7 separate regions of the Homo sapiens genome follow, and all the other regions are linked to region 1. Evidence: chromatin loops called from intact Hi-C (ENCODE). Cell type or tissue: heart left ventricle. All regions are shown on one strand.

The links. A loop is a pair of places that touch in the nucleus more often than their neighbours do. Peaks named below come from ENCODE experiments on the same cell type or tissue, not always from the same donor. Only the 100,000 strongest peaks of a DNase experiment are listed, where the experiment ranks them.
Region 2: it touches region 1 in a loop (2.4-fold over the local background); 37 of 110 quality-filtered maps call a loop at or near these places.
Region 3: it touches region 1 in a loop (2.5-fold over the local background); 62 of 110 quality-filtered maps call a loop at or near these places.
Region 4: a loop joins it to region 1, with 2.2 times the contacts of the local background. A loop is called at or near these places in 43 of 110 quality-filtered maps.
Region 5: a loop joins it to region 1, with 11 times the contacts of the local background. A loop is called at or near these places in 57 of 110 quality-filtered maps.
Region 6: a loop joins it to region 1, with 6 times the contacts of the local background. A loop is called at or near these places in 52 of 110 quality-filtered maps.
Region 7: a loop joins it to region 1, with 4 times the contacts of the local background. A loop is called at or near these places in 76 of 110 quality-filtered maps.

What each region holds. Positions count from the first base shown.
Region 1 is chr6:27,187,387-27,191,386 of GRCh38, forward strand. No RefSeq gene overlaps it. Among named protein-coding and RNA genes, the nearest start is that of TRI-AAT5-2, 12 kb to the left of the region's middle. RefSeq lists a cis regulatory region at 956-1,842 and an enhancer at 1,051-1,616. In heart left ventricle, a CTCF peak has its summit at 1,618 (motif pointing right); DNase peaks (open chromatin) are centred at 1,102 and 1,369; H3K4me3 peaks cover 1,436 bases; H3K27ac peaks cover 886 bases.
Region 2 is chr6:27,762,887-27,766,886 of GRCh38, forward strand. It overlaps LOC100131289 (a long non-coding RNA gene), which reads left to right. Exons shown (of 3, transcript NR_038929.1): 3 at 1-301. Among named protein-coding and RNA genes, the nearest start is that of TRV-AAC1-5, 11 kb to the left of the region's middle. In heart left ventricle, no CTCF peak of the experiment used is centred here; no DNase peak of the experiment used is centred here; H3K27me3 peaks cover 3,105 bases.
Region 3 is chr6:27,470,835-27,474,834 of GRCh38, forward strand. It overlaps ZNF184 (zinc finger protein 184), which reads right to left and starts at 2,271. Exons shown (of 6, transcript NM_001318891.2): 1 at 1,895-2,271; 2 at 1,454-1,599. The coding sequence starts at 1,460. LOC105375001 (a long non-coding RNA gene) reads left to right here and starts at 2,290. Exons shown (of 2, transcript XR_926664.4): 1 at 2,290-2,475. RefSeq lists enhancers at 1,393-1,522, 1,853-1,942, 1,963-2,062, 2,123-2,282. In heart left ventricle, no CTCF peak of the experiment used is centred here; DNase peaks (open chromatin) are centred at 1,548 and 2,307; H3K4me3 peaks cover 2,894 bases; H3K27ac peaks cover 1,364 bases.
Region 4 is chr6:27,501,565-27,505,564 of GRCh38, forward strand. It overlaps TRS-AGA2-4 (tRNA-Ser (anticodon AGA) 2-4), which reads left to right and starts at 1,475; the gene lies at 1,475-1,556. It overlaps TRD-GTC2-7 (tRNA-Asp (anticodon GTC) 2-7), which reads left to right and starts at 2,180; the gene lies at 2,180-2,251. RefSeq lists enhancers at 886-1,165, 1,346-1,395 and a silencer at 2,196-2,315. In heart left ventricle, no CTCF peak of the experiment used is centred here; DNase peaks (open chromatin) are centred at 1,531 and 2,237; H3K4me3 peaks cover 1,573 bases.
Region 5 is chr6:27,750,080-27,754,079 of GRCh38, forward strand. TRV-AAC1-5 (tRNA-Val (anticodon AAC) 1-5) reads right to left here and starts at 3,393; the gene lies at 3,321-3,393. RefSeq lists enhancers at 2,587-2,646, 2,817-2,906 and a silencer at 3,357-3,496. In heart left ventricle, a CTCF peak has its summit at 2,355 (motif pointing left); DNase peaks (open chromatin) are centred at 2,293 and 3,342; H3K4me3 peaks cover 1,665 bases; H3K27ac peaks cover 579 bases; H3K27me3 peaks cover 242 bases.
Region 6 is chr6:27,893,396-27,897,395 of GRCh38, forward strand. It overlaps H2BC17 (H2B clustered histone 17), which reads left to right and starts at 30. Exons shown (of 1, transcript NM_003527.4): 1 at 30-496. The coding sequence starts at 68. The coding sequence ends at 448. RefSeq lists enhancers at 1-3, 24-263, 654-793, 1,676-1,725 and a cis regulatory region at 2,129-2,413. In heart left ventricle, a CTCF peak has its summit at 2,287 (motif pointing left); DNase peaks (open chromatin) are centred at 236 and 1,086; H3K4me3 peaks cover 2,360 bases; H3K27ac peaks cover 1,044 bases; H3K27me3 peaks cover 53 bases.
Region 7 is chr6:27,900,919-27,904,918 of GRCh38, forward strand. TRX-CAT1-7 (tRNA-iMet (anticodon CAT) 1-7) reads right to left here and starts at 1,646; the gene lies at 1,575-1,646. TRG-GCC2-3 (tRNA-Gly (anticodon GCC) 2-3) reads right to left here and starts at 2,060; the gene lies at 1,990-2,060. RefSeq lists cis regulatory regions at 928-1,186, 1,412-2,484. In heart left ventricle, no CTCF peak of the experiment used is centred here; DNase peaks (open chromatin) are centred at 1,634, 2,023 and 2,333; H3K4me3 peaks cover 1,345 bases; H3K27ac peaks cover 336 bases.

The sequences.
Region 1 (4,000 bases):
TTCTCGGTGGTACCTTCTCTTCTCTTTGTGCTTTACTGCCCCTCCTGCAGCTTTCCAAACCCTGAGAGATTGAGCTCTGCTGACCCAACAGGGTGTCAGCTGTTTGGGTTGCTGGACATTCTCTTGAAGATACATTGGGAAAAAGGCTTATGGGGCCATAAACTGGCAATAAAAATATGGGAGAGTAAGTTGTGGAAAGCCACAAGAGGCCTCTGAAGAGGAAAGCCTTCTTATCGCCATTATGTTCCCATGCTCTGAGTGCAACCTGCTCTCTTATCTATAAACACTGTGTTCAAGAAGAAAGACACTCCTTTGAAGCGTTGGAATGTAGACAGACGTGCAGGCTCCTAGTTAAGCCCGCTCCCACTAGCTACTCTCCAATAAGTTAAAGATACGCTGTTTGGGCACAAAGGAGATTCATTTAAACCGCTATTGCTATAGATTACGCCTGTAACACGCTGCCTCCCTTTCACCATTTCGCCCTAAATGTCTGCTTTTTGGATCTAAGTGATTGTACTCAATAAATAGTGTGGAGACCAGAGCTGGGCGCCTTTTGCAGCCTCCATTTTGCAATTGGCCCCCTGGCCCCCACTCTTTATACACTCTTAACCTGTCTCTTCTCATTCCTTTGTCGCCACCGGACTTTAGGTACCCTAAGGGTGGTATTGAGGCTGGTCCCCAACATTCTGGTGCCCAACGTGGGGCTCGAAAGAATCTGATGAAGGAATGCTCGAGCGTGTGAAACGGAGGGCTGATGGACGAAGGACTCCCGAGGACGAAAAAGTTTTTAAGCTCTGCAGGTAAGCAGGGCACTTGGAGAAAGCCAGGGACACAATGGGGAAAACTGAAAGTAAGTACACCACGTATTTGAGCTTGCTAGGGCGGCTGTTGAAGCGTGATGGCGTAAAAGTTGGTACAAAAAATCGTATGAATTAATTTCATGCTGTAGAACAATTTTGCCCTTGGTTCCCTGAACAGGGAACTTTGAAATTAAGAGATTGGGAAAGAGTTGGAAAGGACCTTTAAAAAGCACGTAGAGAAGGAAAGGAAATTCGTTTGCCTGTTTGGTCAGTTTGGTCATTGGTGCGTGCCGCACTGGAGCCATTTCAGACAAATGATGAGGCTGAGTCAGAGGAGGAGAAGGAGGAGTTTGATAATCAGGACTCTGAAACGCCTCTACCGAGTACTAGCCAAAAGGAGAGTCCGGAAGTAATTTATGCCAATCCCCCCAGTCTTCCTAAACCTATTCAGAAACTCATTCAGCTCAGGGTTCCTCAAGAGGAATGTCCGGAATGGCCACCTCCTCCTCAGCCGAGTGAGTGCAGGCGGAGGGAGCCTGAGACTCCGCTGCCGAGACTCGGCTGGCCGCGCTCATTATTGCCCGACCCGCAGTTCATTATGGAGAGGGGGTAATTCAGGTTCGCCCTGCAGTTCATTACAGTGAAGGAGCAATTTCCCTTAAAATGGATGACCCAGCGCCCTGTCTGGGTCGAACAGTGGCCTAAGGAAAAATTGGGGGCGCTTTATGAAATAGTTAAAGAACTACTAGAAAAAGGATATATTTCACCCACTTTCTCTCCTTAGAATTCCCCAATAGTTGTAATTAAGAAAAAGTCCGGTAGATGGCACATGCTGACCGACTTGCGAGTGGCCAACGCTGTAATTCAACCGATGGGAGCCTTACAACCTGGGCTCCCATCCCCCACTATGCTCCTTAAAGACTGGCTGCTCATTATTATAGATTTAAAAGACTGCCTTGTTTTACAATTCTTTTAGCAGAGGCAGATTTCGAAAAATTTGCCTTTACTGTCCCTGCCATTAAAAACAAAGAACCTGCAGCCAGATATCATTAGAAGGTTTTACTCCGGGGTATGTTAAACAGTCCCACAATCTGTCAAACTTTTGTAGGCAGAACTATCCAGCCTGTTAGAGATCAATTTCCAGATGTGTGCAGCAAAAAATAGAGATCAACCTATTCAATGTTATTCATCTTTACAAAAGGCAATTACAAACGCTGAATTGCGTATAGCACCTGACAAAATTCAAACAACCACTCCTTTTCAGTATTTGGGGATGCAAGTACAGGATACAGCCATTAAGCCTCAAAAGGTTCAAATTTAAAAAGATTATTTAAAAACCTTAAATGATTTTCAAAAATTGTTAGGAGATATTAATTGGATTCGGCCCACCTTAGGAATTCCTACTTATGCTATGTCTAATCTCTTCTCAATATTGAGGGGAAATTCCAACTTACAAAGTAACAGAGAACTAACACCGAGGCCATAAAAGAGTTAAAAGTAATTGAAGACAAAAATTCAACAAGCCCAGGTCAGTAAGATTGACTCAGACTCGCCTTTACAATTCATTGTGTTCCCTACTTCACATTCCCCAATGGGGGTTACTGTTCAAAATAATGATTTAGTTAAATGGTCTTTTTTTGCCACATAATACCATAAAAACACTCACAGTATATTTAGATCAGATGGCAATTCTAATTGGACAGGCTCGTCACGAATTGTTAAACTTTGTGGCACTGAGCCCAATAAGATTATAATTCCAATAAATAAAAATCAGGTAAAACAGGCATTTATTAACTCAGTTACATGGCAAGTTAATTTAACAGAATTTGTTGAATGTATTGATAATCATTATCCTAAAAATAAAATTTTCCAGTTTTTAAAATTAACTACATGGGTTCTTCCAAAAATTCCTTGTGATGCTCCTTTGGAAGGAGCTGTGACTGTTTTTACTGGTGGGTCTAGTAAACATTAAAAAAAGCGACAGTCTGGTGGAGACCACATAATCCAATCACTCGATCTGAATTTACTAACATTCAAAAAGCTAAGGTTATTCTGTTTAATTATTAAAGAACTTTTACAGCCTTAAGTTCGCTCTGGAGCCCAGTCTGTGTGTTCTTTTTCTTCAACTTCAGCAATTGCTAAACCAAGATACACATCCTATTTTTATTACACACATTCGAGCTCACAGCTCTCTGCCTGGCCCATTGGCTTACGGCAATAATCAAGCAGACCTTCAGGTTATGACATCACTGCTTGACCAAGTCACCCAATCACATCAATTTTCCCACCAAAATTGAAAAACTTATCTAAATAATTTCAACTTACACAGAGGCTGGCTAAGCAAATTATCCTACAATGCCCAGATTACCAGCTCACAAGCACGTCCCCTCCTTCAACAGGTGTTAACCCTAGAGGATTAGAACCTAATCCATTGTGGCAAACAGATGTTAAACACATCCCTAAATTTTGGAAACTAAGATATGTACATATATCCATTGTTACCAACATTCATCTAATTATTACACATTAAAAAAATAAAAGAAAAAAGTAAAGAAAAAAGACTAAAAGAGACAAAAATCAAAACAAGATGCAAAAAAAAAAAAAAAAGACTGTGAAAAAAACGAAGTAGAGGCCGGGAGCGGTGGCTCACGCCTGTAATCCCAGCACTTTGGGAGGCCGAGGTGGGTGGATCACGAGGTCAGGAGATCGAGACCACGGTGAAACCCCGTCTCTACTAAAAGTACAAAAAATTAGCCGGGCGCGGTGGCGGGCGCCTGTAGTCCCAGCTACTCAGGAGGCTGAGGCAGGGGAATGGCGTGAACCCGGGAGGCAGAGCTTGCAGTGAGCCAAGATCGCGCCACTGCGCTCCAGCCTGGACGACACAGCAAGACTCCATCTCAAAAAAAAAAAAAAAAAGTGGAAAAAGGGAAAAAAAATCGGCTGGGCGCGGCGGCTCATGCCTGTAATACCAGCACTTTGGGAGCCCAAGGCGGGCAGATCATGAGGTCAGAAGATCGAGATCATCCTGGCTAACATGGTGAAACCCCCGTCTCTACCAAAAATACAAAAAATTAGCCAGGCATGGTGGCAGGCGCCTGTAGTCCCATCTACTTGGGAGGCTGAGCCAGGAGAATGGCGTGAACCCAGGAGGCAGAGGTTGCAGTGAGCCGAGATCGTGCCACTGCACTCCAGACTGGGCG
Region 2 (4,000 bases), 580 kb after region 1:
TCCATTCGGAGGACAGGGCTCCAGCCACCGGCAGCTCTGAAAGAGTTTGAAGAATTTATTGTTCACAGATGGTATTTAAATGGACTTATTTCTAAAAGTCACATTCCTTTATTACTTATTTGTTATTAGAAGTACCCATTTTCATATGTGTTTAAAACTATTTGTGTCTCAAATTCTCAGGAGATTGATGCATCCCAGTTTACTCTTTTTGGCATATGTTTTTACTCATAAATTAGGTTAAATTTCATACTTGTTTTATAAAATTTAGTTATTTGGTTACATTAAAATATTTGTATCCAGATAAGAAGTCTCTTCCTTCTCCTATGCTTTTTTTGGAATTTAGAGCATATCTGAAATAAAATTAATTTACTTTTTATTACTAATTGGTTATATGCCATCAATTCATATTATTTCAACTATCCATTACTGTAAGCCAATTAGATTATACCTTTTTTCTTTAGTGTTTTTTCATTTATTAGTATTGATTTGTGCTGTTCTGTTGTGTTTTTTAGTTAAAGAAAAAATTATTCATGACACTAGCTAAACATGGTAAGGCAGATTTTATTCAAGGGGACTACTATAATGGAGTTTTGCAGTAGGGGAGATTGGGCTCAACTCCAAATACAAAAGAACAAGTGGAGCTTTACAGCAAAGGATCAGCGCGGGGGTTAATGGCTGAAAAATTACTAAGAAGTAGGGTAGTTCTTTGCTAAACTGATGTAACAGTATATATATAATTTTTTTTTTTTTTTTTTTTTTTTTTTTTTTTTTTTTTTTTTTTTTTGCTAAAGACAGGCCAGGAAGGCCGGGCTCGGTGGCTCACGCCTGTAATCCCAGCACTTTGGGAGGCCGAGGTGGGTGGATCACTTGAGGTCGTGAGTTCGAAACCAGCCTGACCAACATGGAGAACCCGCGTCTCTACTAAAAATACAAAATTAGCCAGGCGTGGTGGCGCATGCCTGTAATCCCAGCTCCTCGAGAGGCTGAGGCAGGAGAGTCGCTTGAACCTGGGAGGCAGAGGTTGCGGTGAGCTGAGATTGCTCCATTGCACTCCAGCCTGGGCAACAAGAGCAAAACTCCGTCTCAAAACCAAACAAACAATCAACAACACGCACGCGCGCGCGCGCGCACACACACACACACACACACACACACACACACACACAAAAGACAGACCAGGAGGCCAGGGTAATAAGATATCAAGGTGAGACATAAGGAATTTGGTAAAATATCGAGGGTGATCAGACCAAGGGTGGAGAATTTTCATTAAACTTAGCAGGATTCTTGCTAAAACTAGAATAAGTGAACCAAAGAAAAAACCCAAGGTCTGGGCTTTCAGTACTTATAAAGGAGGCTGACTAGAGTTGGGTCAAGAAGGTCTTTGTCACTTTAGGCAAGTAACTGAGTTTCCTTTAATGGTGGCAATCTCAACATTCCCTTGGAAAATAAATCCACATCTGAAATGTGAGTGAATTTGGATAAATCATATTCAGAAATCAGACACCCATTGACTCGCAGCTGCTCCAGTATGTGAGAGCTGTCAACAAGGACATGTGCAAGTGGTGTTATACCCTCCTCTTAGGCCTAATCTCCCAGTGAGGTTGGGGATGAACAGGGGCCCAGTCATCTGTTTGCAGAAATGAAACCCCAGGGTGCAGTCAGAGAGACTTTTCCTACGCTATTTCGTGGTACTTTGCGCCATTATCATTCCGTGGGTTCGGTCCTCCAGGCCATGCCTGAATATAAGGTTCTCACTTGCCTGGCCCTCATCTGATTAAGGACAGAAGTACAGGGTCCTTCTTTCTGATCCACTCAGGTCTTTAAAGTTCAAGCTAAAAACTCTTTCCCGGAGAATGCCTCCAAGTGCCCCCCAGCATGGGGGCAAAGAGCAGTTTAATGTACAAGGGGTGAGAAAGAGGGTGGGGAGAGGAGAAATTGCCTCCCCAATCTCTCCTTCCCCATGGAGTCCCTTCTGCGTCCTCACTCCTGGCATTGGAGACCAAGGGGACAGAAGCTGAGATAGGGCCCTGGATTGCCTTCCCTAAAAAGATGTCCTTCAAAGCTTTGCCCAGCATATCCTGTTGCCCCTGAGGTATATAACCCAGGGTGGGTTACCTTTCAGGGTCCCTTAGCTGTGGTACAAATGAGGACCATGCAGTGGAGACTCCATCCACCCTGACAGTTTTCTTGAACCTTGGGGGACTGGCTTGCTGTGCATCTTAGGCTTCTGTTGTCTCTTACTGCCTATCTGTGAACAATAAACCTGATTCATATAACTTGTGGCATGTGAATGTATTCTGTCTCATCTGACTGAGGCAAATAGTAAAACTGCAGCCCAGGATGCTGTGGGTGGAAATGTTCTGATTCCTGGTGGTTAGCATAGTAATGATTTTTGCTATTCTTCCCTCAGTGAGAGTTCTCCTTTGGGATTGGTAATTAGTGATCCTGCTTCATAAAATTGGTATAGCAGCACAGTCTGGTCTGACAGAACCATGACTTATGGGCTAAGAGGGAGGGGCAATGTCCTTCAGTACCCAGTCCAGGGAAGAGAGGTCAGTCTGGGGGTGCAGGAGCCAGACATGCTGCAGGATGTTTTATGGGGAAGGAGGAATGATAAGTGGGACATATGTCACCTCCCCACAGATGTGAATGAGCTGGCTGCATGGATTGAGGCAGAGAGAAAGGAATGTGGAAACAGAGGAGTGTGAAACTCTGTCCCCTAGCTTTGGGACACATATGTGATTGCTCATTCCCCAGGATGGAGATCTTGGGAAATGGACACTCAGACGCTAAGACACCCAAGAGGTTATAAGAAAAGTCTCTGAGGCACTTAAGAAGGAATAAATGTGCATGATGCAGCCCGTCTTTACCCAGCAGTGCAAGAATGTTGGGGTAGCTCAGCAAGAAACCATCAAAATGCTCTCCTTCACAGAAAGACAAATTAGTGATCTCAAGGACAGCTATGGGCAAAAACCAAGAGAAGACATGTTTTCTTGGCTATCTCAGGTAGTTGATGAGGAGTGACAGAACATTCTGCTGTCATGAAAAGAATGGCACAGCCTGGGTAGATTGGCTCACAACCCAGTGTTGCAGCAGATGTTCAGGGTGATCCAACAAGCTACAGGTGTAGATCACCACGCCCACAAGCTGGAATCTTTACTTATTTGGTTGGTGTCTAGCATTCTAGGCTCTTTTCCCATCCAGGGTGGTTTGCCTAAGCTTCCATTGTGCCCTTGGCAGTCAGGACATGAGGCTGGCACAGCCTTGTGCAGGGTGGCCCCGGGCTCATGGCTATCCAACCTCCAGAAGGGGGAATTGGATGATACAATACTGTTTAGATGCAATATTGATGACTTCATAGAGCAGGGCCCTTGGCCCTGGCATAATCAATTGATTTTATTTCTTCCCCTTGGAATAGCCTTTGGCAAGGCCATCGAAAAGCTGTATCGTACTCTGCTAGCCTGGCAGCAGAATGGGGGTCAAATTTGACAAATTTAATCTGACAATTAAATACAAAAGGCTAACTTGGGAGGGGGCAATCCAAGGGCTGGTAGTGGGGCAGCCTCCAAGTGCCCCCACTCCACAGACTGTGGATCTGACTGACGCAGCAGGGGGTTCCTAAATAAGAGATTGATGGCCTCCCCCCATCTGATACATGCTATCAGAACCAATCAGAGGGAGGCCCTTGCAGTTCACAGAATCAACAGGTGCCAACCATGCAGGAGGAGTACTGGGAAAGGGAAGTCTATAGACAAGTGGAAACATTGGCACCCCCTTTAGCCTCTCTGGGAGAGTCATCTTCCCTGGCCCTAACACAAGTTCTCTGTACCCACACCTTTTTAAACTGAAACAGGTGTGGAACCAAGGTCTCCACTGGCCTCAGCCTGGCCCTCTGACCCTGCCCTGAGACTGGAGGCATTATGTACCTGTTAGAGTGGACATGGAGGCAGATTTTAATTTACATGGAACTGCTAGACACTGAGGCCCAAGCCACTGTAGT
Region 3 (4,000 bases), 280 kb after region 1:
CCACAAAATAAAGAAAATACAAAGGCTTTTAATGAAACTACTTTGGCTGATTTAATTCTGAGAAACTTAGAATATATATATAAAAAAATCCACTGTAAAAAAGACTTGAAGTACAAAAAATTGAAGAAAAGTATGGACCAAACCTACATTATTCACATGACTAATATGAATAATGTTAAGACTTCTAATGATATTATCTTTAACAAAGGCAAAAAAAGGACTGCATGATAATAGTTAGGTCAAACCAAACTTGATTGCACAGCCATACCTAAAGAATGTAAAGACAACACCAATGCAGAGAGAACTCCATAGGGACATGTCATAAGCCTCTATCCTTACCCTGATCTGTTCAATGACAGGTAGGAAGAAATAGAAGGAATATTCATCAAATCCGCTAGTGGCATTAAGTTAGAAAGGACAGTTAAGGCACTGAATAACTAAATTAGGATTCATAATCATTCTGAAAGCCTAAAACATGTGACCAAAAAATTGAACAGTCATAAATGTAAGTCATGACATTAAGGATAATAATAATTCCATTACACAAAAATGGTGTAAATCTAGATCACTGCAGTTTATGTAAAAAAGATCTAAAGTTTACAGTACATCACTGATAGTTTTTAAAGCAAATGTGATCTAATGCCAAACAGCGGAAGTATAATCCGAGTCAAAGGAAGTAGTACATTATCCTCTCAGGTACTTTTCAAAGCACATCCAAAGAGCTATGTTTACCATTAGGCACTGCATTTTAAGAAAAATGCTGACAAGCAGGAGAGTTTTCAGAGAAAGGTCTAGATACATCACATAGACCAATCAAAAGAAGTGAGGCTATATTGCTTAGAAAAGAATTTATGAGGAGGAGTTGTAACAGCTGAATTCACATATCTTAAGGGCAGCAGTGTGAAAGAAAGAACAGACAGTTTCCTTTTCTTTGGAGGACTAAGAACTAAGATCAACACAAAAGTTACAGGGACAAGTACATCTGTTTAATATAAGAAACTAAAAAAGAAAGCCAACAAGGGAATAGTCTGCACCCAAAATGGCGAGTTTAATGCCACACTAGTTCGGGCATAGGGTTGACAGACAGCCGTCTGCCAAGGAGATTTCAAAACTGACTCTTTCATTGAAGGGATAATTGCCAAGATGTCTTCTGACTTCAAGATTATAATTTTAATATTTAATATTCAGAAGTCATGTGGGGATCACAGATATTCTGAATGATTATGTCTTTTCATTCCCCAATGGAACGAAAGAAAAAAATAAACTCCTCTCCCAAGTATCTCTCTATAAAACAGAATCTCTCCCTACAATGTAATTCGGTTTCTTTGCTAATCCCTAAGCATACCGTTCCTTCCTTCCAAATCTCCTGCTCTGATCTCAAGTATTTGATACTCCAGTCATGACTGTTCTCAAGCCTCCATCACCCCGCTCTCCCCCAAGTCGACCCCACTACCTTCCATCTCAGGAGCTCATCCCGTTCCTCTGGAACTTGAACACCAGGGTTCGCCAGGCAGCGTTCCTTCAGCTGGTATCTCGGTCTAGGACTCAGATGTCTAACTCCCCTTGCAGGGAATCTGCAACACGCTGAGGTTGTCTACCCTAAAAGACACAGGATGGCGTCAGCAGCATACGTCACACAATCACACATCAGAGTCTTGCAAAGTGACCAAGAGGTGCTACACAAGAGAAGTGCCCCAAGAGAGCACTAGAGAGGTGTGTGGCACTCCGATGAACAAAACAGAGTGGAGATCGGGTACGCGGGTTCTGCTTCAGATCCAAAAAACCCTTGGTGCCCACCCTAGAATCTGGCCGGGGCATCCACAGACCTGGTGTGTTCCCTCTGTGCACACTTGTGACTCACACCCCTGCGAGCTCGGATAACACGAAGACACACCTGTTGCAGAGCGTTAAAGCTGGAAGGTGGACAAACAGGGCGGGGCCCGGCACCCGACTTCCCCTTAGGCCAGAACAAAAGAACAAAGCCCTCCAAGGGATCAGGGCGGGACCGCCCCGCACAGAAGGAGGCGAGGTGCGCCCCCTTCGAGGACTCCCCAGCTTTCTCCTGCAGAGGCCTCTAAGCGCGAAATCAGAAGGGTGACGTCACGAGTCCGGAGGGCTGGCTGTTGCCATGGTGATACCTGAGCTCCCCTCCCCCTATAGCGATCCACACACTCTGATCCCGGGTCCGGAAGCGCATTGACCGCCACCAGACCTAACGCAGGGAGCCGAAGCAACTGGACTTCCAGCGCGCCAACCTCTTTCCACGCCTACAACCGGCTTCAACGGTCACTTCCGGTCGTTACGAGCGAGCCCCGCCCCGCACGCCGGCGCCGGGCGGGCACACTGGACCAGCGTTCCCAGAACACTCCGCGAAGGTGTTCCTGAACTTCATTTCCCAGAGGCTTTAGCTAACGTGTACTTTCGCCCTGCGATGGGCCGCACATTTTCGCCGCCAGTCTTTTGCTCCTGTTTCAGGTATGCGTGTGCATTGTAAACTTGTCTGACTGAACTGATTATAAGAAATGCACGTCTACTGACCGAGCGCAGTGGCTCACGTCTGTAATCTGAGCACTTTGGGAGGCCGAGGTGGGTGGATCACTAGGTCAGGAGTTCGAGACTCAGCCTGGCCAATATGGTGACACCCCGTCTCTACTAAAAATACAAAAATTAGCCGGGCGTGGTGGCGCGCGCCTGTAGCTACTCAGGAGGCAGAGGCAGAAGAATCGCTTGAACCCGGGAGGAAGAGGTTGCAGTCAGCCGAGATCGCGCCACTGCACTCCAGCCTGGGCGGCAGAGCGAGACTCCGTCTCAAAAAAACAAAACAACAAAAAAAAAAAAAAGAAAGAAAGAAAAGAAAAAAAAGAAATACACGTCTACACACAGTTTTAAAACGCAAACAATCGTTACCTTTATTACATGTTCTACCTTCTATTTTCTGTTCTACTCTTTTGTCGTTTTGAAAATACTGGTAGTTACCCATTAAAATTGTTTTCACGACTCTCAAATGAGTGGCGACCAACTTTTTTTTTTTTTTTTTTTTTTTTGAGACGGAATCTAGCTCTGTTGCTCAGGCTGGAGTGCAATGGCGCGATCTCGGCTCGCTGCAACCTCCACCTCCCGGGTTCAAGCGATTCTCCTGCCTCAGCCTCCCGAGTAGCTGGGATTACAGGCATGCACCACCATCCCCGGCTAATTTTTGTATTTTTAGTAGAGACGAGGGGGTCACCATGTTGGCCAGGCTGGTCTCGAACTCCTGACCTCAAGTGATCCGCCCGCCTCGGCCTCCCAAAGTGCTGGGATTGCAGGCGTGAGCCACTGCGCCCGGCCCCAACATGTTTTTCTAATGCTTAAGGAAACCCGGAGATAATATTCCCATGTTTTGCCACTTAGTAAAGCATTTTATATGCCTGTGTCAGCGAGCACATAGCTGCAAGTGTAGCCCATGGCCAGTCTGTCACTGTGTCCTTGGCAGAAAAAAAGAATCCAACAAATCGGTAGGTTTTTATATTTAAGACATGGCACTTGCATTTTATTATGCTGGCGTGCATCCCCAGCATTTGGATAAGGGGCCAAGGTCAAGTCTCTCAGACTGTTGGCTGACAAACATTAAACCTGGAAATCCTAACAGAGTGTATGAAAAACAATTACAGTCAAGGGAACATGATAGAGAAAGCTTCGGTCATCTTAGAGAATGCATATATTGCCATGAAGAGAACATTGGTTTAAAAAAAAATGTTCAAGAGAATGAAAAGACAAGTCACAGACTGGGAGAAAATACTTGCAAAGTACATATCTGATAAAGAACTGATATCCAAAATATATAAGAACTCTTAAAACTCAACAATAAGGAGACAAACCGATTAAAAAAATAGGCCAAAGACCCTAACAGATGTCACCAAAGAAGATATGCAGATGGAAAATAAGCATATGAAAAGATGCTCCACATATGTCCTCAGTGAAATGCAAATTAAAACAATGGGATGCCACTATACACCTGTCA
Region 4 (4,000 bases), 310 kb after region 1:
TTTTCTTAAAGGTGTCATTTTCCATCTCTATAAGGAAAGAGTAATTGATACAGAGTAAGATGCTTTGATTTCAATACTCAGTAGCCCTGTGAATGTACAAAGTTCTCTTATCCGGACATTTTTCTTATTGTAAAAGTGGGTGGCAGCACCTCATGGAACTGTTCTGAGAGTTACATGAGATCCTGAATGTGAAGGCATTTTCTAAAATGTGAAATTTAGAATAGTTAGATAGTAGCATTATTTTTACTGGTTCAATATCAATGCCATACCACTCCTTATTTCTTCAAACAGATAACAAGGTATTACAATCATCTTGTAGTCTTAAGGAAGAGTGGGAACACTTCAAGTAAAAATACAAATAAATACATATACTTTGCTTGAAAATTTGAAAGAGAGAAGAGCTAAAAGAAGAAAACGATGAGGAGCTATGATTCAACACCTCAGATAAATTAGTATTAACTTTTTTGTTTTTACACAACCAGTTTTTAAATGCGTAAGTATGCAATGGCATATTTTAGCCTGTTTTTCCATTTTTAATTTTCCAATTATATAATTAATGCAGTCTGTTTTTCCATTTTTAATTTTCCAATTATATAAATAATGCAGATTGTTTTTATGACAAATGTAAAGAATACAAAAGTAATCGAAATTGATATTTTAATCTCTCACTTACATTCCATTTTGCTCTTTTGTTAGATTGGTGAGCGTCCCTTCGGATGTTTTTAATGGACTTTAATTTGGGGGTTCATTCGATATAAATAGAACTATTTATGTTCGCTATTTTGTGGATTAAAGTTTACACACATTTCCAAGTAAAACGATAAGAATCTAATTCTTTAACAGCTGCATAGTACCCTGTGATAGGAATGCATCACACCATTCCCTTACTAGTTAGCATATTTACATGCTATATACAAACAATGCCACAGTGGACATCCTTGCATCGTAACTATGTAAATCATGTAAATCACCAGCTGTTTCTGCCCATTTTCCACTTTGATCAAAGTGCTGATTTCCCACAAGTTATGCAATCTTCCAAAGTGTCCAGGGCTATCGGAAGACAGGCTGTTCAAAGGCAATAGATAAGTGGGGGCCGTAAGTTAGGGTCTCAGTCCACTTGTTAATTAGCAAAGTTTAGTTCCAGTTGCAGAGACTCCACTGCCAGAGCTCAGACCACAGCCTACTTCCGGGCGCCGACGGGAGCTCGCTCACTGTTTACTAACGTGAAGTTTGTATTCTTTGTTTGGAACGCTGATGATGCTCATCCTCACGCGGGAGTACTCTCATTCCAGTGCTCTTGTCCAGGTGGCACAGGAGGTTGGCTTTTTTTGCTTTTTTTTTTTTAACCAAACTCTCGTTGTACCTGAAAGTTTGCGTTCAACTCACAAAGCCCATTTTCTTGTACCTAGATAGTAATTATCCTGATTTGCATTTTCTCATGTCTATACCGTGAAAAAAAACGTTGTGATTCTGTGTAGTCGTGGCCGAGTGGTTAAGGCGATGGACTAGAAATCCATTGGGGTCTCCCCGCGCAGGTTCGAATCCTGCCGACTACGAGTTCGAGGTTTTAGATAATTAACAACAGAAAATTTAGAAGAAAGAAATTTAAGCCAACTCACGTGTTGCGAACTGAATTTGTTTGGTACTTCCCCGATCCTGAAACCCCACAACAATGGAGGGTGGAAGTTACTGAATACCTACTATTTTCATAAGATTATGGGTACCTTAATTAGCAGATACCTAGTCATTTTCCCGTTAGCGGTACCTTTGTACGGTTCTTGGGGACGCCTCTCGTTTCCCTGCCTTCCAAACCCTCCTGAAGCCTATACCTGTTACAAGTCTTGATAGTGCTTTCCTCTTCATGGAAATTTAGTCCTAGTCAGAGGTCCAAGTCTTTGGTCAATTATCAGTTTCTGTGGAATCAATGGTTCAACTGCTTTGGTCACCCGGTCTCGCTGGTTGCAAATGACTAGAAACACTGTCAGAGATCTCGACACCACCACAATCGAAAGACCAGGCTGTCCTGACAGACCCCGTCGTTTTGGCTTAGGCGGCAGATTAAAGTGTAAATTCGCCAAGTATAATCAATTTAGTAGAATACAAACTTACAGACTTAAAAAAGTGGGCAAGAATACTTAAGTTTATTAGAGGTAGTCAAAACTCGCTGACGCAGAGTTCTTCCTCGTTAGTATAGTGGTGAGTATCCCCGCCTGTCACGCGGGAGACCGGGGTTCGATTCCCCGACGGGGAGAAAAGTTGCTTTTTGCATCTTCTGCCCACTGATGGCCCCTACCTGGCTCTGAGAGCAGAGCTGCGGTGGGACCCCTCTGCCATTCCTCCTTAACTGCCAATGGACCCTCTCGACTTTCCTCACTCCTAAGACCGCTGCTCTGATCAGAGAAACATTCCAGTCAATTCTGAAACCTCAAAGTCACAGTTACTTTAAGGCCCATAGGAGAATCTAGGTTTAAATGACACAAAATGTACTCATTAAAAGTTAACGAGAATACAGTTGTCTAGCATCTGCCTCTTATTTGCATGGTCAGAAAGCTCATGTAAATGTTCAAGTCCTCCATCCTTCTAGACATCAAATCTTGGAATGAAGATATCGACAAGGCCCAGCTGGGGGCTCGTGTATGCCCCAGCTGCAATGGCTGACCTGGGCAACTCCAAACTATAGAATCCACAAGATGTCGATCAAATGTATGAGGGAAGATGACAAAGTGGCCACAGACTTTTGAGGAGATTCCCAAGTTTCAGGAGCACATGAGGAATGTCAACACTGCTGCTTTCAACAATATCTGAAGCTTCAGGCAATGTGTTAGTGAATGTATGTCAGATTTAAAATAAAAATTGAGCTACCTGAAATGGGGGGGGGGTTACTTAAAAAGCCATAGCAATCAGGACAATGTGATACTTGCTCAGGGGGTGTAAATTGGCTCAATCACTTGCGAGAATGACTTAGCATTATATATTAAATCTTGAATGTATACATGTACTGTGACTCTGTAATTCCACCCATAAGTATATCTCTCCAACAAAAATATTTATTTATATTCACTGAAATACATGTACAAGAATATTCATGGCAGCACTAGTTATAATAGCCAAACTGGAAACAATACAAATGCCTCTGTGGAGGAATTGGACTTTAAGAAGTGCCTTGACATCAGGGGCTGATTTCAAAGAGTGGAGATAGTGGAAAGTTGCCTGTCAGAGCAAGAGCAAGGGCATTTAGGGGTTGCTAAGACAGAGGAAACTCAGAATAAAAGTGGGCAAGAGGGGTGAGAACATTCCTATATTTGGCACCCTGCTAGCTTCTCTTTTGTTCCATTCCTTCAATCTCCTGGCCTTTCTCCTCTCTTCCGTTTTCTTGTTTTTCCACATCTTTTCGTCTTCTCCCTCGACCTTTTCTTCCCAACTTTATTCTGTATGAGAACCAAAGTACTGAGTGTCTGAAGTTACACTGTTTCCTGAATCTACTGTAAAGCCCAGATAAGTGTTCTTGGTCTTTGAATGTGCTGGAGAAGATAGGAAGAATAGACTGGGGCCAGAGAACTTCACCTTGAATTTTTCTAAGCTGTAAGATGAAGACATTTAACAAAATCAATAGAATAAAAATAATAAGGGCTTGGCAGCCAGAGGCTAGCTTTAACATCCACTTCCTGTGGTTTAATAAACCTTTCCCATTCTTGGGCTCTCGAATTTTTAGGCCGAGAAGATACAGTGTGTGTGGTACTGTCTACAAACCAACGAATTTATATTGAAGCTACAATCACAATCATTGTTATTGCTGCAAAACAGGTAATGCCTTGTTGCTGTTGAATGACAGTCCCTAAACTTGGGCTAACAAAACACTTAATACACTATAGGCAAAATCTTCACACACCAGACAAGCAACTTAGACTTATCTACAGAGAAAACTCGATGGAGTCTGACTTCGATTCTCAGAGCTTGTAGGTGAGGAAAAGAGAATTGCCTTCCTCAAATCAGGATTAAC
Region 5 (4,000 bases), 560 kb after region 1:
GCGTGCTGGTGGGCACCTGTAGTCCCAGCTACTCGGGAGGCCGAGACAGGAGAATTACTTGAATCCTGGAGGCAGAGGTTGCAGTGAGCCGAGATCGTGCCACTGCACTCCAGCCTGGTGACAGAGCATGACTCTGTCTCAAAAAAAAAAAAAAAAAAAAATCTTTATTATTTCGTCCCTTCTGCTAACTTTGGACTTAATTTGTTCTTCTACTTCTTTGAGGTATAAAAATTAGATTGTTTAACCGGGCACGGTGGCTCATGCCTGTAATCCCAGCACTTTGGGAGGCCGAGGCGGGCGGATCACCTGAGGTCGGGAGTTCAAGACTAGCCTGACCAACATAGAGAAACCCTGTCTCTACTAAAAATACAGTATTAGCGGGGCGTGGTGGCGGGCACTTGTAATCCCAGCAATTTGGGAGGCTGAGGCAGGAGAATTGCTTGAACCTGGGAGGCAGAGGTTGCGGTGAGCCGAGATTGTGCCGTTGCACTCCAGCCTGGGCAACAAGAGTCAAACTCTGTCTCCAAAAAAAACAAAACAAAACAAAACAAAAACAAAATTAGCCGGGTGTGGTGGTTCACATCTGTAATCCCAACTACTGGAGAGGCTGAAGCATGAGAATTGTTTTAACCTGGGAGGTTGCAGTGAGCTGAGATTGTACCACTGCACTCCAGCCTGGGTGACAGAGCGAGACCTTGTATCCAAAAAAAAAAAAAAAAAAAAAGAAAGGAAGAAAAAGAAACTTGGTGTAATTTTGATCTTAATTTTTTAAAGACATGCTTTGTAACCTAATGTGATCTATCCTGGAAAATGTTCCGTGTACCCTTGAGAAGAATGTATGTTCTGCTGCTGTTGGGTGGAATGTTCCTAATAGGTCTATTAGGGCCATTTGATTTTCTTCTGATTTTTAACATATGGGGACTATGACCTCCCTCCCTAGACAGGTAGTATATGGGGACTACCTGTCTTTGGTACTGTAGATGGCACACGACCTGCACCTTCCGCTGGAGCACTTTTTTTCTACCCTCCCAACCTGGATGCAGGTCTGGATCTCAGCCCTAGTATATGGGGACTATGACCTAGTATATGACCTAGTATATGGGGACTATGACCTCCCTAGACAGGTAATTCAGGGAATTTTTTCTACTTTTAATTATTGTGACCTCTAGTGTTTACTTCAGTTAACATCTGTAACTTTAGTTAAAAAGGACAAAACTCAAAACACCAAGGGGGCAACAGAGACTTGAAATTCCAGTAGGACCGTAGTTTTTGTTCCTAGTGGACCAAAAGGACTTACATGATTCTTCTGATTTTATGAATTCTGTCAGATTCTTGGAAGTAAATGTAATAGGCTGTCCCTTAGATAAAATTAGACCATAATTCAGATTCTGTATATTCTGAGATGATAAAGGGTAGAGGAGGCCATTATTAAAATGGCCTTAAATGTCATGCATGCTAGACCTTTAACTACTTCTCTAGTCTTACTTAAAATCACACCTTTTTTTGCTTTATGTACGCTAGCTACACTGGCCCTAGTGTATTAATTCCTCTTATTTATAAGGTTATCTCCCACCACAGGGCCTTTTTACATGCCATTTCCTATTCTTGGAAAACTCTCCTTTCTCCAATGCATTCTCTGGACTCCAAATCAATAAATAATTTTCTAGGGACTTTCCTAAACATTTAAGTGTGTGACACCTGCATTACTCATAGCAAAATGTATCTCTCCTCGTAGCAAGTTCTACATTAGTTTGTAAGGCAACTTGATTAATGTGTTTCTCCCTCAATGGAATGTAAGTTCTATTAAGGCAGGTACAATGTCTGTTCTTGTTCACCAATGAAGCCCTACTGTCTAACACATAGACTAGTTTATAATAGGCACTCAGTAAATATTAGTGAAAGAAATGTGTCACCTTCGCGCGGTGGCTCATGCCTGTAATCCCAGCACTTTGGGAGGCCGAGGTGGGCGGATCAACTCAGGTCAGGGATTCCAGACCAGGCTGGCCCATATAAGAAGCAGCTAACACCCCTAGGGCTGAGGGCTGAGATGGAGCACGCAAGTATTCTCTTCCCCACCAGGGCTGAGATCCAGACCTGCATCCAGGTTGGGAGGGTAGAAAAAAAGTGCTCCAGCGGAAGGTGCAGGTCATGTGCCATCTAGAGTACCAAAGAAAAATGTTCATGGGGAAGTCTGTTACCAGAGATGCTCTAAAGGAGGTTCCCCCAAAGTACTGCTGGCCACCATGCACTGCAGGAGGTTCCTACTAGGTAAACTGCTCAGGCTGTGGGAGCCAGGCCACTGTGCACAGTAACGCCAAGAGATTATTTCCTCCAGCAATGTCTCTCCATCGCCCTCTATTGACAAAATTTAATATTGAGCTAAACTGCGACAGAAAATATTTAAAGGGCCCAGCTCCGTTCCATTGTTATGGAGCAAGGAAAAGTGATTTTGCTGCTGAGAGGTAATAAATAGATAACCGGACAGAAGAGAAAATGCTGACTTTCTTTGGACTGGTTCGAATTCAAACACACTTTTATATCCTTGTCCAAGTGCACAATCCATGGTGAAAGTTTAAGAGCTGTCAAAAAGTTTGTTTTGGCCGGGCGCGGAGGCTCACGCCTGTAATCCCAGCACTGTGGGAGGCCGAAGCGGGTGGGTTACCTGAGGTCAGGAGTTCGAGACAAGCCTGGCCAACATGGCGAAACCCCATCTCTACTAAAAATACAAAAATTAGCGGAGCGTGGTGGTAATCCCACCTACTCGGGAGGCTGAGGGAGGAGAATCGCTTGAACCCGGGAGGCGGGGGTTGCAGTGAGCCGAGATCGTGCCACTGCACTCCAGCCTGGCAACAACAGCGAAACTCTGTCTCAAAAAAAAAAAAAAAAAAAAGTGTTTCCTCTCTGTGCTTCAGCAAAAAAAGAGCAAATCCAATTCCCCGAAGGGCTCAAAGCGAAGCGCTCTTCCTTAGAAATCCCCGAGGAAACCCCCTCCACGAAAAACCCGCAAGTGCTGCTCTCTGGATTCCAAGAAAGCCTGTCTCACCTGCGAGGTGCAGGCGGGTGGAGTTCTGGGACTCCGGTGCCTATTGGGATTGACACCACCGGGGTCACTCAGACGGAGATCAGAAAAGGAGGATGAGGGTGAGGGTTCGGCGTGGGGTAGAGAAAGGTGTGACGCGGGATTCAGCGCCACGTCGCTGGGTGACGGAAGGAGTACAGAAGTTGAGGGTTCACGTGCTCGGCAAAAAGCAAAGATTCTATTGGTTCAAATGAAAATACTCAAAAACAGAATTAGCGATAGAAAAAAAAGCGACTCTCTTTGTTTCCGCCCGGTTTCGAACCGGGGACCTTTCGCGTGTTAGGCGAACGTGATAACCACTACACTACGGAAACCAACGGTTACAAAGCTTCTTCTTTTTGACCTAAAAGACTAGTCCTGAATTCTCCCCCTTTCCCTCCACCCCCACCTCCGATTTTTTTTTGATTATGGTGAATTACACACTTTCACATTTACTATTTATAATATAAAAACTCGATGTCCTAATTTAAGTTGAGGAACATTTGATAAATAATCGGTTTGTACTTTTTTGTATAATAAACTATATTTCCCAGTAGTTACTTATACAAAGAGGCATAGAATTAATTTGGGAAAGGTAATTTGTTAAGATTTATGCATCTATGAATCTATGAACTAATTTTTAAACCTATTTCTAGTATTTAGATGTTCTTCCCATTGTTTTATACTTTAAAAAATACTGATTAGTTTTCAAATTTATAGATATAAATGTTTTAATGTTATATAATGTTTATATAACATTATATATAATGTTATATAATGTTTATAAGATATAAACATTTTAATGTTTAGTTGTAACCAACTAGTAGCTTCAATGATAACTCAATTCGAAGGAATTCTATAAAAAGTAGAACATTATGCTTCCCATAACAAAAATAATAAATAACTGGCTAATGACTTCACCTGACTGTAGCGTAGTCTTTG
Region 6 (4,000 bases), 710 kb after region 1:
ATAAATAGGGCATAACCCAGCTTGTCCTCATTCTTGTTATTTGAGTGCTCTTTCACTCTCCTCCGCCATGCCCGACCCGGCTAAATCTGCTCCTGCCCCCAAAAAGGGCTCCAAGAAAGCCGTAACCAAGGCCCAGAAAAAGGACGGCAAGAAGCGCAAGCGCAGCCGCAAAGAGAGTTACTCTATCTACGTGTACAAGGTGCTGAAGCAAGTCCACCCCGACACCGGCATCTCATCGAAGGCCATGGGCATCATGAACTCCTTCGTCAATGACATCTTTGAGCGCATCGCTGGCGAGGCTTCCCGCCTGGCGCATTACAACAAGCGCTCGACCATCACCTCCAGGGAGATCCAGACGGCCGTGCGCCTGCTGCTGCCCGGGGAGCTGGCCAAGCACGCCGTGTCCGAGGGCACAAAGGCCGTCACCAAGTACACCAGCTCCAAGTGAGCTCTCGCAGCTGCCAGCAATCCAAAGGCTCTTTTCAGAGCCACTCACGCTTCCAGAGAAAGAGCCTGTGCATTTTGCTTGTAGTCTTTTGGGTGGACTCCGGCCGGCCTCCATTAGGAGGGAAGACGGCGGGAAAAGGTAAGCTAAGCTCCCTAGGCTTTTTGCGTGTGAGTATAGACGCTCCATCAGACAAATTTAGCTTGGGTTCTTAGATACCCTTGGGGAAAAAGGCTTGCAGTTGTGCTTTAAGCTATAATTACAAGTTTGCTTTCGGTTTTCGGTTACTCTTTCCTTTTGTGTTGTTTTTTTTTTTTTTTTTTAAATGGAGTCTTGGCTCTGTCGCCCAGGATAGAGTGCAGTGCCGCGATCTCGGCTCACTGTAAGCTCCGTCTCCCGGGTTCAACCAATTCTGCTTCGGCCTCCTAAGTAGCTGGGATTACAGGCGCCCGCCACCGTGCCCGACTAATTATTGCATTTTTAGTAGAGACGGAGTTTTACCGTCTTGACCAGGCTAGTCTCGAACTCCTGACTTCGTGATCCACCCATCTCGGCCTCCCAAAATGTTGGGATATCAGGCGTGAGCCATCGCGCGCGGCCGGGTTATTCTTTCAGTGCCTGTAACGTCCCCCTTCTTTGATTGGTCAACGCTCTATTTGAAAAGCCCGCCAAGGGCTGCAATTTGCCAGATAGTCTCATCCGGGTTGTTTTTCGAAGAGGTTCTCCCGGAATGGAAATGACCGTTATCTGCAGGAGTGCATCGGACTCTGGCGCCAAGAGCTGGAAGCTGTGAATTAACCGTCCCTCTTACTGCAGTTGTACGGATCCTGGGTGACATTGACTTACCGGTGTCCATTTTCCATACACTTTAGAGAATAGGCATCTCGTCTGGCATCGCTGCAGATATGTTAGGGTGGGTTGAAATTATTGGTGTCAAAGCGGGACGGGAAACATTAAAGGCTAAGGAAGCTCCTTTAGGATAAAATGTTGAACAAAGAACCTGGCAACTTGGGAAAGCCGCTTTTTTGCAATGTTAATCAGTTGGCCTTGGGGAGGGAGGTGTGCCAGGATTAGCTGGGGCGGGGGCAGCGTTCAGGCTGGGATTTTAAAGTCCATGATTAGGAATCCTGAGATAGAAGTTGGAGAACCCCGCGTTTAAAGAGAAGCGGACCCCAGAAGAGATCACAGAAATAGGAGGTAAACCAAGAGCGTGCGAGTACAAGGGAGTGGAGACTTTTCAAGGCATGATCCCCTCTTCTCAACAGTGCCTGAATTCTCATAGCATTGCATCCTCTGCCACTGCGTTATCCCCTCTTCAATAAATTACTTCTATTGTAAATCTTTAGCAGCAAAATAGCAAGCCCCTCCACAATTCCACTCCAGGCTTTAAAATCACCCCTTAACTTTTCCTTTATTTTCCTGACGTCACTTCCTTTGCAGCTATGGGTGGAAGGCTATCTCGGACGAATAGTCTCGTCTCTGTCACAGGTGACAAACAGCCCCGAATTATGCCAATTGGTTAGTGGGTCGTTCAAAATACATTGTAGGATTTGCCGTTCACTTCCCTAAAATGTTCTCTTCCCCAGTCCCCGTACCTTGTCATTAAAGTTTGGTGCCTCGGGCTTGGCGACAGAGCTTATCGACAAGCTAAGTTACTTGGAGAGCAGTCCCCTGATTTCATCATGTTCTTTAACTTGGCATCACATTTGCCCCCTCCTTTCATTCCTCTTCGCTCTCTTTTTCGAGATTCGTTTCTCCCTGCCCATCCCGCGTCCTTGAGAGAACATCTGAGGGGTGATTATCCTCCGAGTGGGTGAGAGAGTACGTGTGGCCTTCTCCTGCCATCTTGTGGCAAAAAAGCAAAAGCACAAGTTCAAGGCGTTGTGTTTTCCAGCCCCAGTTAAAATGCTTTCTTCTTAACTTTCTACTGAGTCAGTGGGCTAGGGCAGGGTTTCCATTTTTCACTCCTTTTAATTGCAGGATTCAAGTTTCTTCAAGAGTTGTTAGTGCGGAGGTTAAAAGGGAGCGGGAGGGGGGCGGGGGAGTTAATAGGAAGAGCGAGGAGTGGGTAAAGGAGAAAGTCCTGTTGAGCTTTGTGATCTGGTCAGAGCTGTCCAAAAGAAATAAACAAATAAAAAAAGCCAAAATGCTTTATACCCTAAAATAAATAATAATACGATCGTGCTTTCTAGTTCTATTAGATTAAGTCCCCACACTTACAACTCAATTTAACCTTAATTATCTGTTTAAAGGCCCTGTCTTCAAATACCAACCACACTGAGGGCTGGGACTTCGACATGAAGTTGTTTTCTTTTGTTTTGTTTTTTGAGACAGAGTCTCACTCTGTCGCCCAGGCTGGAGTGCAGTGGCGCAATCTCGGCTCACTGCAACTTCCACCTCCTGGGTTCAAGTGATTCTTCTTCCTCAACCTCCTGAGTAGCTGAACTACAGACAGGCACCTGCCACAGCGCCCAGCTAATTTTTGTGTTTTTAGTACAGACAGGGTTTCACCATGTTGTCCAGGCTGGTCTTGGACTCCCAAAGTTCTGGGATTACAGGCGCGAGCCACTGCACCTGGTCTGTTTTGGGGGAACACAATGAAGTCCATAACAGCACTTAAGACCATTTTCCATGCTTTCATCCCGACTTTCTATTCCAAGTTCTCCTTTATAAAATATCTACATTTAGCTTAATTTGCAGATAAGGTGACAGTTATGATATTCCTTAAACCAGAAGTTAAAAGTCAGTTGCTAACAAAGGCCCAGCACATTAGAGCAAAAACAGCTGGATATTAAAAAGCACGCCTTATCTCTATAAAGAGAGGTGCTATTTGCTATTTTTCTTGAAACACCCAGACTTCTGGCATATTTCATTTTTCCAGTTTTGATAGAGATACTTGACCAAGATATATTTCACTGTTTTCTTAATTCTGCTGTAAGAACAACCATAGCACAAGCATATTGATAAATGCCAACTAATATGGAAACTAACAGGACCAGTGGTAACTTGAGAACTGAAGACAAAACCTGTGCAATTTGATTTCACTGATTTCTCCCTTCTAGCAATGCAAGCACAAGGACAGTGTGACTTCCAATTTTTCAAGAGTATATGCAGCTTAATGTGAAATATTATAAATTTTCAATACTGAGAGCTAATAAAATATATATATCATGGTACAGACTATTAAAAAAAAATGTCTGTTGACTTCATCAAGTCCTTCACCTCTAAAGTAGAGATCTCATGAAGCCCTTCATCCTTGAAGTTGAGATCTCTGGACATTAACAAAGACTCCTGTATCCATGACAAGCTTTTCACCAAGCTGCTCTTTCTGCCATCAGGGCCCAGATCAAATGCCCCGGCCTTCCCAACTTTCTAAATTCTCAGCTGAAAATAATTCATTCCTCACTTGGCCCCTCTGGATAAAGCATCAGGCCTCACATACATCAGGCATTGAAGAGTTATTTTCTGCTAGTTAAGTAAACAGATACAGTGAACTAAAAGAAAAAACAAAAAATTCAGTTCTCACAGCTATGAGGTAAAAGTGGTGAAAGGTAT
Region 7 (4,000 bases), 710 kb after region 1:
AAAATTCATTTCTTAAATAGGATCCAGGAGAAAATAGAAAGTAGAGTTCCATTTTTCTTGGCTTTTTTTTTTTCTTTTAGATAAATCACATGTGCCTCTGATTATCTGTGTGATTAGAAAGTTTCTTATTGAGAACAGTGTTGGAGTTTGAGACCACCCTGGCCAACATGGTGAAACCCCGTCCTTACTAAGAATAAAAAAAATTAGCTGGGAGTGGTGGTGCTCACCTGTAATCCCATCTACTTAGGAGGCTGAGGCAGGAGAATTGCTTGAACCCAGGAAGTGGAGGTTGCAGTGAGCTGAGATGGTGCCATGGCACTCCAGCCTGGGCGACAGAGCAAGACCGTCTCAGAAAAAAAATTGTATTGCCATGGGCCTATATATAAGCAAGAGTGAAAATGAAATGGGACAGATGAACATCAAAGTCATAATAGACTTGACCTGAGAAAGTCGATAACAGGTCTGGGGATGGAGTTGAAGAATACTTAAATTTCATGAGTGTTTTCCTCTTTTCTCTAAATATAAAAGAGACTTGTAGTTTACATGTCATGATGTTAAATAATAGATCAAATCCATGTGGTCACTTTTGAACTGTTCTATACTTTTTTAAAAGGTGAAATAAGATCGTGAGTAATGAGGAATACTGATGTTTCGGTTTGGTGAATTGGAAATTGTGGCTATTAACTAATATTTACCAACTCACCAGTATCTAAGATGTGCCAGGACTTGTTCTAGGTATGATGGCAACCACAATGCCAAAACACAAAAATCTGTCCTTGTAAATTTACTTCCCATGAGAGAGAAAATACTAAATCAATAAAGACACAATATGCTGCATAGTAATAAGTGCTAAGGAAGAAAACAGACTAGGAGCAAGACATTTTTTGGAAGAGTTGTTATTCAAAATAACTTCACGGTCTGGCGAGAGGGTTCACGCCTATAATCCCAATACTTTGGGAGGCCAGGGCAGGATAATCATCTGAGCGCAGGAGTTTGAGACCAGACTGGGCAAAAAAAGTGAGACACCTTCCTCCCACCCCACATCTCTCCAAAAAAAAAAAAAAGAAAAAAATTCAGCTGGGCTAGGTGGGGAGCACCGGTAGCTCCAGCTACTCAGAAGGCTGCTTAAGCCCACAAGTTCGAAGTTGCAGTGAGCTATGATCGCACCACTTGCACTCCAGCCTGAGTGACAGAGTGAGGCCCCGTCTCAAATAAAATATAAAATATAATATAATATAAAATAATAAAAATAAAATAAATACTTCCAGTTCTCTTTAACTGAATCTCTAAAAATTAGCTACCTGTAAACTTGGAACTCTAAACTAAATTATAGTTTACAAACTGGTAGTATGCTGAGGTGGAGATATTTCAGCTCATGGACTTAGTATCAATTCCTGCTCTTTAAGATGGGGTACCTCTAATTTCTTAACTGAAAGCTGCTTCCTGATTTTCTCCTCAAAGGCATGTGAATACTTCCATTTGCTGTCACTTTTCCTTTGAGTGAGCTGGCAAGGGAAGGAAGGTTGGTGAGAGTAAGTCGTAAGTATCTTTTTAGAAAAAGAAAAAAAAAAAAATAGCAGAGGATGGTTTCGATCCATCGACCTCTGGGTTATGGGCCCAGCACGCTTCCGCTGCGCCACTCTGCTCTATACGGTAGTGATATTTGCAGTGAATTCTTTATGATGTTTTCCTCAAAACTTGGTGGGGATTCTGGTTTTTTGGTATGGTTAAACAAATCTGATTTCCACACCCCACCAAGGGCCACTAGTTCTATTTATGCTGCAAACATGAGGATGAGTTCAGCGTGTATTGGTATCAAACATTATGAAAGCAAAAAAAACCCTCGATGTTTCTGTAAGAAAACAGCATGTCGCTGGCCTGCCTGCTTTATCATGTAGTCAAAATGTAAGGGTAAGGCAAAAAAGGCATAGGGAAAATATCCACCTTCTGAAATAGAATACGTAGTTTTCAAGAATAAAACGTCATCGTTGCATTGGCCGGGAATCGAACCCGGGCCTCCCGCGTGGCAGGCGAGAATTCTACCACTGAACCACCAATGCCTCGCGTACAAAAGAAGCCTTGTCGTCTCTAGGAAGGCTTTGTCGTCTTTCAGGAATCCAACTAATACCATAGGCTGTGTTTTCAAAAAGATATTTAGGTGGCTTTCCGTTCTTATTGAATAGAGCCTCTTAATAGAGCCTTCTTCCCTTCTTTTCAGGAAGAAAAAAATCCCTTTCACTGTAACTTCAAAGCGTCTCCTGCAACACTGGAGGCTGGCCCACGTGTGGGCGGCCCGGCTCCCGCACGGTCTCTGCGGCGAGGTTGGACTGCTCTGGCTGGGCCAGCACCTCCGCCCCGCGGGTCGCGGGCGCCTGCTCTGACTATATATAATAATATAGCCAATTCTTTTGATTAATATTATTGTGGCTACCTTTTCCAACCTTTTACTATTTACTTATGTGTGTCATTATATATACATTTATATACACATACACACACACATATGTATTTTATTTTATTTTATTTTATATATTTTTTGAAACAGAGTCTCCCTCTGTCACCCAGGCTGGAGTGCAGTAGCACGTTTCATGGCTCACTGCAACCTCCGCCTCCCGGGTTCAAGCGATTCTAGTGCCTCAGCCTTCCAAGTAGCTGGGATTACAGGTGTGCTGCTACCGTGTCCTGCTAATTTTCATATTTTTAGTAGAGACGGAGTTTCCCCATGTTGGCCAGGCTGGTCTCAAACTCCAGACCTCAAGTGATCCACCCACCTCAGCCTCCCAAAGTGCTGGGATTACAGGCGTGAGCCACCATGCCCGGCGAATGTCCTTATATTTAAAGCACCTTTCTTATAGACAGCATATAGTGGGCCTTGCTTTTTTATCAGTCTGATGATCCGTGTCTTTTTGTTGGAGCATAATGTGGGACACATTTTGGTACTGGAAATGATGTTTAAAGAAAAAACCTGTGACATATTTATGGGAATATGATTGTTACTCAATGTAAATAATTTAGAAAAGTAAAATACGATAAATATGACAGTGTATTTTGTGTCTATATTTAAATTATACACAGAGAGACAGACGGTATTATCTTCCTAATAATTCCACTATCCATATGGTGCTAATACTTATGCACCTTTTAAAAAACTATATCGATCTCTTATATCTGCAAAAAAGATTTTATTTTTTCACCAATTTTTGCCCTGTGGTCAACTCAGTGTATGTACTGAAAAATGATATAATCTATGTGTTTGTTGTTTTAAACAGGAAAATGTATACAGTTTACAAATTCTCATGATAGATAGTAATTATACTACAAGTAGGAATAAAGTTGGATTCCTGCTAATTTCCTTAAGAATCTAAAATTTAAAAAATCTGATCCTTCAAAAGTAAATTTTATGCTCTTTTCTTTGGAAGATGATGGACTATATAGCCCTAAGTGATACAGATGATGCAGTACCATGAATGATGGCCCTTCCCAAAAGATATGTCTACGTGATAATCACTGGAATCTGCAAATGTTACCTTATATGGAGAAAGATGTGATTAAGAATCTTGGGAGGAGGGATTTATTCTAGATTATCTGAGTGAATTCTAAATGCCATCATGAATCCCTGTAAGAGACAGGTAAAGAGGGATTTGACTGAGGCTCACACAGAAAAGAAAGAGATGAAAATGAAGCCAGAGCTGAGAGTGATGTGGCCACAAGACAGGGACGAGCAGGGCATGCCCATAGTCACTAGAAACCAAAAAAAGCAGAAACAAGTTCATCACCACCACCACACCTCGTCTGCCCACCCACCCACCACCCTCCAGAGAGAACATGGCCTTGCTAGTACCTTGATTTCAGACTTCTGGCTTCCAGAACTGTGAGATAATAACTTTCTATTGTTTTAAGCCGTCAAGCACATGGCAATTGGTTATGAAAGCCCTAGGAAACTGATACAGTTGATTACTTCATTGTATCCTTTATTTAAATATTCCATTATACCCCATTT